Regions from separate parts of the Homo sapiens genome. Here region 2 is linked to region 1. A link is a contact called in ENCODE Hi-C or POLR2A ChIA-PET data. All regions are on one chromosome and are shown on one strand. The core of a region is the stretch at or near the end of the contact, and the rest is flanking DNA. Distances in the headings are between cores, read along the strand shown.

What was found. Hi-C counts contacts between places; a loop is a spot of excess contacts on that map. ChIA-PET counts read pairs that join two places held with the same protein, here RNA polymerase II (POLR2A). Pooled maps may share reads with other maps.
Region 2: a loop to region 1 is called in a map of GM12878, with 2.0 times the contacts of the local background. The contact joins the promoter of LINC02995 here to the promoter of ATP6V0E1 in region 1. A Hi-C loop is called at or near these places in 12 of 168 maps with a recorded cell type or tissue (CD4-positive, alpha-beta T cell, CD4-positive, alpha-beta memory T cell, CD8-positive, alpha-beta T cell and 8 more), 7 of 37 single-sample maps with no recorded cell type and 22 of 50 pooled maps. POLR2A ChIA-PET finds 5 or more read pairs at or near these places in 2 of 52 experiments (Panc1 and activated B cell).

What each region holds. Positions count from the first base shown.
Region 1 is chr5:172,981,487-172,986,763 of GRCh38, reverse strand. ATP6V0E1 (ATPase H+ transporting V0 subunit e1) reads right to left here and starts at 2,993. Exons shown (of 4, transcript NM_003945.4): 1 at 2,800-2,993. The coding sequence starts at 2,903. RefSeq lists a silencer at 2,939-3,118 and an enhancer at 2,884-3,178.
Region 2 is chr5:173,575,654-173,580,959 of GRCh38, reverse strand. LINC02995 (long intergenic non-protein coding RNA 2995) reads right to left here and starts at 1,326. Exons shown (of 4, transcript NR_027108.2): 1 at 1,278-1,326; 2 at 585-731.

The DNA.
Region 1 (5,277 bases), core at 1,744-4,243:
AACCTTATCTTCCCCATCCATCTCCTTGGCCTGCTTCTTGGGCTGTTTCAGGGGCTTCTTCCTGCCATCTGTGAAAATGGACATGGTGCCTGCAGCCTCTTCCCCAGACTCTGACACTGGACTTGTTTCATTTTTGAAGAGACAGGGTCTCACTGTTGCCCAGGCTGGAGTACAGTGGTGTGATCATAGCTTACTGCATCCTGGAACTCCTGGTCTCAAACACTCCCATCCCCCTCACTCAGCCTCCCCAGTAGCTAGGACCACAGGTGTGCACCACCATACCCAACTAATTAAAAAAAATTTTTTTCAGAGATAAGGTCTCGCTGTGTTGCCCAGGCTGGTCTCAAGCAATCCTCTTGTCCGGCTTCCCAAAGTGCTGCATATTATGGGTGTGAGCCACCGTGCCCAGCCTTGCTTGTGTTTTAAGCCAAGTGTTAGTACAAGAGTCAAAAAGTTAAAAATAATTCAAAAGTTTAAGTAAAAAAGTTACAGGAAGCTAAGGTTAATTTATTTTTGAAGAAAGAAAAATATTTTTTCAGAAATTTCATGTAGCCTAAGTATACAGTGTTTCTAAAGTCCACCATGGTATACAGCAATGTCCTGGTTCTTCACATTCACTCACCAGTCACTGACTCACTCACAGCAATTTCCAGTCCTGCAAGCTCCATTCATGGTAAGTGCCCTACACAGGTGGACCATTTTAAATCTTTGATATGTATTTTTACTGTACCTTTTCTATGTTTAGATACACAAATACCATTGTGTTACATTTGTCTATACAGTATTTAAGGACAGTAACATGCTGTACAGGTGTGTAGCCTACCTAGAGGCAACAGGTTCTACCAAATAGCCTAGGTGTGTAGTAGGCTGTACCATCTGTTTAAGTAAACTCTTTGTTCACACAAAAGCCCAACTAACACATTTCTCAAACATAGTCCTTTTGTTAAGTGACACATGTCTATATATCACTAGCTGGTCAAATACCTGAATCATGACACTCTCTAGGGCTAAGTGGAAACAGGATGGGTTTCATTACCCTGGATAATGGCAATGACATCCCAAGGAAGGGGAGAGAATGGTCTTTAAGAAAGGAATTGTCAGTGCTATTAGTACATTAATAAATGCTTCTTTGAGTACAAAGGCCATAAAGGCAGACAGTAGGGTAATGAAACAGTTGAAGATATAAACACAACAAAGAAGCACTTTGTTGTTCGCTAACTCCAGTAGGAAAAACAAGTCTAATTAACTTTGGTAAATACAATTGCTTTAATAATGCCAGAATTCTGACTCTGTCCATCAACCTCTATAGGTAGGAGAGATGACCCCATATAACTGGTGTTACCAGGGAGGAGGAACTTGATACTTAAAAATGATAAAAATTCATCTACCATGTATCTTTTAAAAAAAAATAATTTTAGACTAATAAAGCAAATGTATCCCAGGGAGCAAAAGGGGTTCAGGTCACAAAATATTAGGGAAGTAGTAAAAATCTTTTTCTTTCTTTTTTTTTTTTTTTTTTGAGACGGAGTCTCGCTCTGTCGCCCAGGCTGGAGTGCAGTGGCGCGATCTCGGCTCACTGCAAGCTCTGCCTCCTGGGTTCACGCCATTCTCCTGCCTCAGCCTCCCGAGTAGCTGGGATTACAGGCGCCCGCCACCACGCCCGGCTAATTTTTTGTGTTTTTAGTAGAGACGGGTTTCACCGTGTTAGCCAGGATGGTCTCGATCTCCTGACCTCGTGATCCGCCCGCCTTGGCCTCCCAAAGTGCTGGGATTACAGGCGTGAGCCACGGCACCTGGCCAAAAATCTTTTTCTTTTAATAAAGACAATAGAACTATTCACTCAACAGGTATTTATTGGGTGCCTCCTGTGCATACAAGGTACTATGAAAACCAGGCACTATGAAGCCACCAATTAGGTTCAAGAATAAAGCAAGAGATGGTGTTTCTGACAAACTGACTTCAGTCGAAGTTTCACCTCTCATCATCTTGAACTGAGAAAAAAATGACTGAGAAGCAAAAGAGGAACCAGGAAGAGGGTGTTCCAAGGCTCCTTTGAAGATTAAGCCTCTATTTTATACTACAGTTAAAAAGTTTAATTCCAAAAGAGACAAAGCTCTAACCAACAAAGAAGTCTGGAAAAACAAAATCTTTCTTAGCCAATCATTCTAAGCACTTCTTACACTCACATACAAGAGCCGGAGCGCCCTCCAAAAGGCATGACGCAGGGGTTTCTCAACAATACCTCCTGCTCTTTGGTAATTAATCTCGCTTTAGATCAGGCCCCAACCGCCTCCTGGCGCCCACTAGATGCAAGGCCTGGGCTCAATGTTGTCGAAGGAGCTTGTTCTGTACGCAACCGCGACAGCATGGGAGGCAGAGAAGCCAATTTCTGTTTTATTTATTTGATCCTTAAGTTCAGGCAAACGAGGCCTCATGTGGGTGGAAGGCAGGGCTAAAGGGGGACAGTCGACTAGGGACAAACCCCAGTTTCTCCCAGATTCGGCCTGCTCATTTCCGACTGCACCTCCCCACACAGGACTATGATGAGAAAAAATTCCCCTGAAACTCGTTTCCAAGGGGGGTCCACCAAAGGTCACCCTCCACTCGCTCAGGCCGGAGGACACTGAAGCTGCTGCGAAAAGGAACACAAGGAGTTCCGCCGGGTCGGGGGCCTGACTCTGCAGCGCGGGGGGCGCCCATGCAACGTTCTCTGACCCGTGTGGGGGTCGTGCCTTTCCCCGCCCCGGCCTGCTAGCTCCTCACCGCCCGTTCCTCCCAAGGCGGGCCTCACGCACTTACCCCCGGTTAGGACCCTTAGGGATGAACCAAGGCACCAAGAAGCCGACGAAGCCCCAGAACACGCTCATCACAATGAGAGGCACAGTGAGGCCGTGATACGCCATGGTCGCCGCCTGAGCGCCAACCCCTACCCCGTCGCCTCACTCGGATCCCACCAGGAAGTGTCAATAGCTGACCGCGTGACCAGCGTGTGCAAGCCCCGCCTCCCGCGCCCCCACGTGACCCGCGCGCCGGCCTCCGCCCCTCGGGGAGCCCAGAGGCAGAGCCCCGCCTTCGCCTGGCTGTCTCCTGGCTGCAGCTCCTTGGAGGCATGTCGCTCACCCCAGAGCTAGGGATTCGGTCACCCGGGGCTCAGCAAAGTGTTCTGATGAGAACTTGGCCCTTTTAGACAAAGAGTGTAGTTATCTACAGCCTCATCTACTTATGCAACAGACATAGAGAACTTAACAATAGTTGTCCCTTACTATTCTGAATTCCCGTGTGCCTGGCACTGGGCCATGATCTTTAAGTTCATGAGCCCCAGGCCGGGTGCGGTGGCTCACGCCTGTAATCCCAGCACTTTGGCAGGCTGAGGCAGGCGGATCACTTGAGGTCAGGAGTTCGAGACCAGCCTGGCCAACATGGTGTAACCCTGTCTCTACTAAAAATACAAAAATTAGCTGGGTGTGGTGGTGCGCGCCTGTGGTCCCAGCTACTCAGGAGGCTGAGGCAGGAGAATCAATTGAACTCGGGAGGTGGAGGTTGCAGTGAGCCGAGATTGCGCCACTGCACTCCAGCCTGGGCAACAGAACAACACTCTGTCTCAAAAGAAAAAAAAAAAAGTGCATGAGCCCGTGTTGAACTCCTCACTTCAGCCTATGAGGTAATTGTAATTATTATCCCCACTTTGCAGTTGAAGAAACTGAGGCCCAGGGAAGAGGATAAGGATCTTGCCCAAAGTCACATAGTAAGTGGCAGGGCCAGGATTCAACCCCTGATTATCTGATTTTCAAGGCCAGAGCTCTTAACTAGCGCACCACTATTTATCTTGTGTGCTGTGCCAGGCTCTGGAGTTACAGAAGTCAATCAGGCACCCCTGAGGGAGTTCACATTCTGGGGAGCAGATGACCTTGCAAACAGGCGACTCAATGCAGTGTGAAAGTAAGTGGACGACCCTGCAAGGCTTTCTACCCAACTCGTCCTTGCTGAGCCTTGAAAGACAAGTAGAAATTAGCCAGAATGGTAAGAAGAAAAACAGGCCAGGCATGGTGGCTCACACCTGTAATCCCAGCACTTTGGGAGGCCGAGGCGGGCAGATCACCTGAGGTCAGTAGTTCAAGACTAGCCTGGGCAACATGGTGAAATCCCATCTCTACTAAAAATACAAAAATTGGCCAGGTATGCACCTGTAGTCCCAGCCACTCAGGAGGCTGAGGAACAAGAACCGCTTGAATCCCTGGGAGGCAGAGGTTATAATGAGCTGAGATCGCACCACTGCACTCCAGCCTTGGCGACAGAGTGAAACTCTGCCTCAAAAAAAAAAAAAAAAAGAAAGAAAGAAAAAGAAAGGTAAAACAGTTTTGTTTGTTTGTTTGTTTTTTGAGACAGGGCCTTGCTCTGTCACCCAGGCTGGAGTGCAGTGGTGCTCCATAGCTCACTGCTGCCTGGAACTCCCGGGCTCAAGCCATCCTTCTGCCTCAGCCTCCTGAGGAGCTGGGACTACAGGTGTGCACCACCACACCAGCTAATTTTTAAAATGTTTTGTAGAGACAGAGCCTCGCTATGTTGCCCCGGTGGGTCTTAAACTCCTGGCCTGAAGGGATCCTCCACCTCAGCCTCCCAAAGTGCCGGGATTACTGGCATAAGCCACCGTGCTGAGCTGATAAACAGGGCTTAGAACGCTTGCTGAGAATTTTCACATATGTTAGTTATAGTATGCGCCAAGCTTGGAATAGACAAGGAAGCCAGTTCTCAGAGAGGTTGAGGAGCTTGATGATAAAGCTTACAGGTGAAAGCAAGATAGAAAGCAGGTCTTTAAATGCAATGTGCTTTACCAGGGACCATGGTTTCCTTGCAGTAGCCACATTGCATTAACTCCTGATTTCTTTCATCAAGTAGAATGGATTCCTGTATTAAACGGGAAACTGGACCAATAATCTTCAACATCTGTACCAACTTTTCGGACATGATTCTAAGCCTTTAACCTGATCAGCAATGTAGAAAACTAGTTTGTCTCCTTTGTGCTCATAATGCTTCCCCAAAACTTAGCCCCAGCAGAAATCCTATGGTCCTTAAGTTCTAGCCCAAACACCGCCTTCTCCAAGACCCATTTCATCCTGTTAGCGCATCTCTTTGGCCTTGTTGTATATGTATCTTGACCAACCCTCTACTAGAGGGCCAACTCCTTGAGAATAGGCACTGTTTCACTGATCTTTGTTTCCGGGAGGACTTTATACATAGAATGTGCTCAATAAATAACTGTGCAACTGAATTGAGTAG
Region 2 (5,306 bases), core at 77-2,576, 600 kb before region 1:
CAGAGAAGAGCTTTGTGCAGCAGCCAGAGGGGTTCTTGCAGGGTAGTGGCCCAGCTGTGGAGTATGCACAGGTTACATTCCAATAAATACTGTTAGATTTTATTCCCAAGAGGTTGAAACTTTCCCATTCCCAGCAGTTGTGTTAGTGTGCCCATCCCCCTTGGTGCCATCGAGGGCATGCAGGCAGAAGGAACAGCCTGTGGAGAGGGGCGTGGATATGGTTTGGGGAATGGCAAGAAGTCCAGTGAGGCTGAAGGTTGGGTTGTAGTTGCTGGTTGCGAATGTAATCTATTTTATGCTCTGCAAATTTGATACACGATACCACGATATTTCATTGTAGTTTTTGTTTGCATTTCCCCAATTACCAGGAAGCAATATCATCTTTTTGTGTGTTTATGAGCCATTTGTGTTTTTTCTTCTGTAAACTTTATGTTCATATTTTTACACTTTCCCAATGGGATGTTTATCTTCTTGGTTTGTAGGTGCTCTAGTATTATGGGATGTTAGTCTTTTGTCAGTTACATTTGCACGAATATTATCTCATGGCGTGTTGCTCTTACAAACTCAAGTTTTTAGATAGTAACCTGGATTGTCAAATGCGACAAGACGGTTTCTCAGTCACAGCTGTGGAATGTGTAACGAGACAACCTCTCTGAAGGGCAGCTTGGTAATAGATACCAAATGTGCTTTAAATCGTGTACACTTGCTGATGCTGGTATTCTATATCCATCCTAAGGAAAGATCAGGGATAAAGACAGCAAGTTAGCTCTGAAGATGGTCATTCCAGTTTTGTTAATGATGTAACAATTTGAGAACCTTTACATGTCCAGTAATAGCGCATTGGAAAAATCAATTACATCTTAATCACTGGCAGGAATATAATGTTACCATGAAAAAAGATGCAATAAAACTGTGTTTTTGACTGTACTAGTAAATGAAAAAATTGATAGCATGAAAGATTTTGTCCAGTATTATTCCATTTTTGTAAAAATGTTTAAAGTTCAGGCTGATAAGATATACCCCAAAATGTTGATAATGATTTTTCTCTGCATGGAGCTATTATGGGGTAATCTTTACTGTCTTATTTTTGCTACTCTAAATTTTTTTTAAATTTCTACAAATAATATTAATTACTTTTATAATAAATATATATTTTTAAAATTATACATACATATATATATACACACACGTATGCATATATTTATACCTAATTTTTTCTTTTGACTATTGGTGGTAGACAGCTCCCAGATGATCCACAGGCCCTCAGTGAAACTTACCTCCTGTTATTCATGCTTTTGTGTCCTCTTTTCTCAAACTGAATCAGAGCTGGTCAGTGTTACCAGTAGAATACTGCAGAAGTGATGGTGTGTCACATCCAAGGCTAAGTCATAAGGGCATTGTGACTTCAACCTTTGCTCTTGGATCACTTGCCCTGGGGAAGCAGCTACCATGTTGTGAGGCTGCTCAAGTAGCCTTGTGGAGAGGTCCACCTGGAGAGAAAACAAGGCCTTTGCCGCAGCCGGCACCAACTTGCCAACCATCTGAGTCAGCCACCTTGGAAGTGGATCCTCCAGCCTCATTCCAGCCTTCAGATGACCACTGTCCCAGCTCATATCTAGACTGCAACCTCATGAGAGACCTGGAGCCAGAACACCCAGCTAAGCTGTTCCTGAATTCCCGACTCACAGAGACTGTGAAAGATAATATATGTTTGTGTCTGTTTTAAGTCACTAAGTTTTGGCTGTTGCCTAACAGTAGATAGCTGATATAAAGCTTAGTACCAGAAGTGGGGTGCTGATGGAACATAAACCTACCAATGTGGGAGCGTCTTTGGAACTGAGCAGAGGGCAGAAGCTGAAAGGACTTTGAAGAAAGTGTCAGAGAAAGCCTAAAGGGCACTGGAGAAGCCAGTAGTGGGAGGAGAATGTTGGTGAGGGTTTATAGGAAAGTGAGAACAATGCATTAGAGACTGGAAGAAAGGTGATTCTTGTTATGGAGAGGCAGAAATTAAGCAACACTGCAACAAGATGGAAAGCTCATAAATTGAATGATCTAGCTAAGGAGACTTTTAGGCAAGCCCAGATATTGGGCTCTTCCACTAAGAGTATCTTGCTACAAATATAAAAGAACCAGAAAATGCAGCCCTGCCCTTGGCCTTGGCCTCTGGGCGCCATCTCACTCAGTAGCATGAACTGTGCCCACTGGCCTCCTTGCAAGTGACTGATGCAGAAGGTGGAGAGTTGTCATGCTTGCTGGTTCCCAGGATGGTTCTCAGAAAGCTTGGAACTGAGGTGGAATCATGTTCGTGTTCCTCCCAGAGTATAGAGCAGTTAGACTCTCGGTACATTTCTGGAGAGAGATGGGGGTGAAGAGTGCTCAAGGGAAGAATTGAATCAATGCTCCCAGCACTCCACCCTGCCCATGGGAAGTCAGGTTGCACAGAGGCTAACCTGAAAACTCAGTCACAATGCTCCCTGGATCTGATCATATTTAGGGTATACTTTGGGGTGCCTGGGCCCCTCAGCAGGTGGGTCTGGACAGAGGCTGCACACTGCAGGTTCCTCCCATGTTTTTCTTCCTAAGGATGGAACCACTCACATGCATGATACTCACACACATGACACTCACACGCATGCCGTCTCTCCTTGGGATACCTGACGGTCTGAGCTTTAAAGTAATTTACCTTTATTTACCTGTAATGAACATTCGTCCCGCTTTCTTCTTGTCCAGTGCTTCAAACATCTTTTCTTTGGGGAGCTCCTGCCTCCTCAGTCCCTGACTGTCTAGAGGAGCCAGAAACTCTATTTCTCAGACAGGAGGGTGCAGGCATGTGACCAAACTCACCATACAGATGTACCTGCACCAGACTCAGATTCAGAGCCAGGGGCTCCAGGACGAAGCAAGGTCCCATGGGCTCCACCCTGGCGGGGAGGCGACATTGGAAGCCCCTTTGCAGTTGCCCTACTCAGGGCAGGCTGCCGTGTTGTTTCCTGGAGCTGCTCTGCAGTAGGTGGCACGTTTGGGCCATATTCTAGAGCCCAGTTCCCAGGTCATTCAAAAGATGCTGGGGCCCCCAAGTAGCCAGTGATAAATCCCATTTCTGCTTAAACTCAATACAAGTGGTTTCTGTTGTTTGCAACCAAGCCTGCCTGAGGCCTTCTACTGGCGCTGCACCTTTGCAAGGGAGACATTTGGTGTGATATATAACAGCAACTTTGGGACGAATTCCACTCTACCAGACACAGCTGGGAGCAGAACAATCCCAGATACCTCTTCGGGTAAATGGACCCCTAACTAGGGAAATGCATTTTTTAATGTGCTTTTTAAATCACTTGGAATGCCCTGACCTCCCCACCTCCTCCTCTGTCCCACTCGGGTCCACCCTCCACATCACGGCCAGTGTGATCTTTCTCCACAATGATCTGGTGGTGCTACTCCCCATGTGACACCTGCGCTGGGTGTCTCTGTCCCCACCCCATCTTCCTCCTCCCTGCTGTGCCCACCCAGCCATGCCATGGGGACAATCACTCTTGCTCTCTGGCTTCAAGTGGGGTTTGGCCAATGGGAGCATGGGCAGGCCCTCACAGGGCAGGAAGAATGGACTTGGACATCTGTTACCCCCGGTCCTTCCCTGCCAGGTTACCACAGGTAGGCTGTGTCCCTTTACTGCAGACTCATATGTGCTTCTCCACACAGCCACCCTCTCTGGGTTCTGATAGCCACTCCCTGGCCTCCTCTCTTCGGGTCTAGGGGTAGGCACAGCTCCCCAAAGAGACAGTAGCACCTCACAGCTGTGTCAGTCCCAGGCATGCTCCATGCTCTGCTGGCTTCCCTAACCCCGTCCACCCCTTTGCAGACAGCGTCTTTATCAACCCACACTTCAGTTACCCATCTTAGTGTGTCATCTGTGTCCTGTTAGGGCCCTGGCTGAGACAACAGCCTTCACTCAATGTTTAGGTTTTGTGCAAGACGCAATTCCTTCAGGACTAAGCTGAGATTTCAAGACCCTATGAGATCTGGCCCCTGCCAGCCTTTCCTGCTCATCTGTCCTTCCCTGACTATGCCAGGCTTTCTCCCTCCCTGCCTTTGCCACTCCACCAAGGCCCTCACCCAGGAGCACCCTCACTCTTCTGGCCTGCCGCTGCAGAGATGTCTGCTCTAGGCAGCTGTGCAGGCCAACTAATGCCCACCACAAAATGTCCATGTCCCAATCCCTGGAACTCAGGAATGCTACCTTCTATGACAAAAGGAACTTTGCAGGTGTGGGTAAGGATGTGGAGATGGCAAGAGTGTCCTAGATTATCCAGATGGGCCTTAAATGTCATCACAAGTGTCCATAATGAGGGAGGCTGACGGGCATTTGAGTGCAGCAGGGAAGGCCGTGTGATGTTGGGTGCAGAGGTTGCAGGGGTGCATTTTGAAGAAGGAGAAGGGGGCTGCAGGCAAGGATGCAGGCAGCCTCCCAAAGCTGAACAGGGCCAGGAAGCGATTCTCCCCTGGAGCCTCCGGAAAAGACCAGCTCAGATGACACCTATAGCCAGGGAAACTGATTTCACACTTAACGACCTTCAGTGTCATAAGAGAATACATTTATGTTGTTTTAAGCCACTAAGGTAGTGGTAATCTGTTACAACAGCCATGAGAAACTAATCAGATGCCTTTCCCAATCCCAGACTGGGCAGGCGGACCCCTCTGAGTTTCTGCCACCCGTACTCACTCTGAGTGGCACCTGTCAATCCGTATCAGACCTGCAGTTTACCTGTTGATCTTGCCACCAGATCCCGAGGCAGGGGTTGTGCCTTTTCATGTCTGTTTCACCAGCACCTGCAGAGAGCCCAGCACGCGGTGTGGCATAAATGAAAAGTTGAAGGACAAATTGCATACTTGGCATTGTCACTCACCAACTGAAATTCCACAAAGCAGGGATGCTTACTTATGATTTTCAGGAATCTAATAAACTCTTCCTGGTGACCCATCAGACACCAAAGTGGGCTCCTTGGACACTGGTTGTCGGTTTTCTACGATGCTCCACTGGGACTGAGTCAGAGCTGGACTCCTGTCCTCCTGTGACTGAATTAATTCCTCTGATACAGCCCCCATCCTCAGGGTCCCAGGGAGTGTGAATTTTGGGAAGTGTCTCATATAGCATGGAAAGTGGAGCAAAGGGCCTGGGCATGTGCACGCCACCGCTTTCTTTTCTCTCTGCCCCATTTTCTCCTTTCTATCCCCGCCCCCCCCCGCCCCGACATTCAGGGACAGGGACTGCAGCTTTGTCCCTGCCCAGAGCTCCCCTATCACGCGCTGGC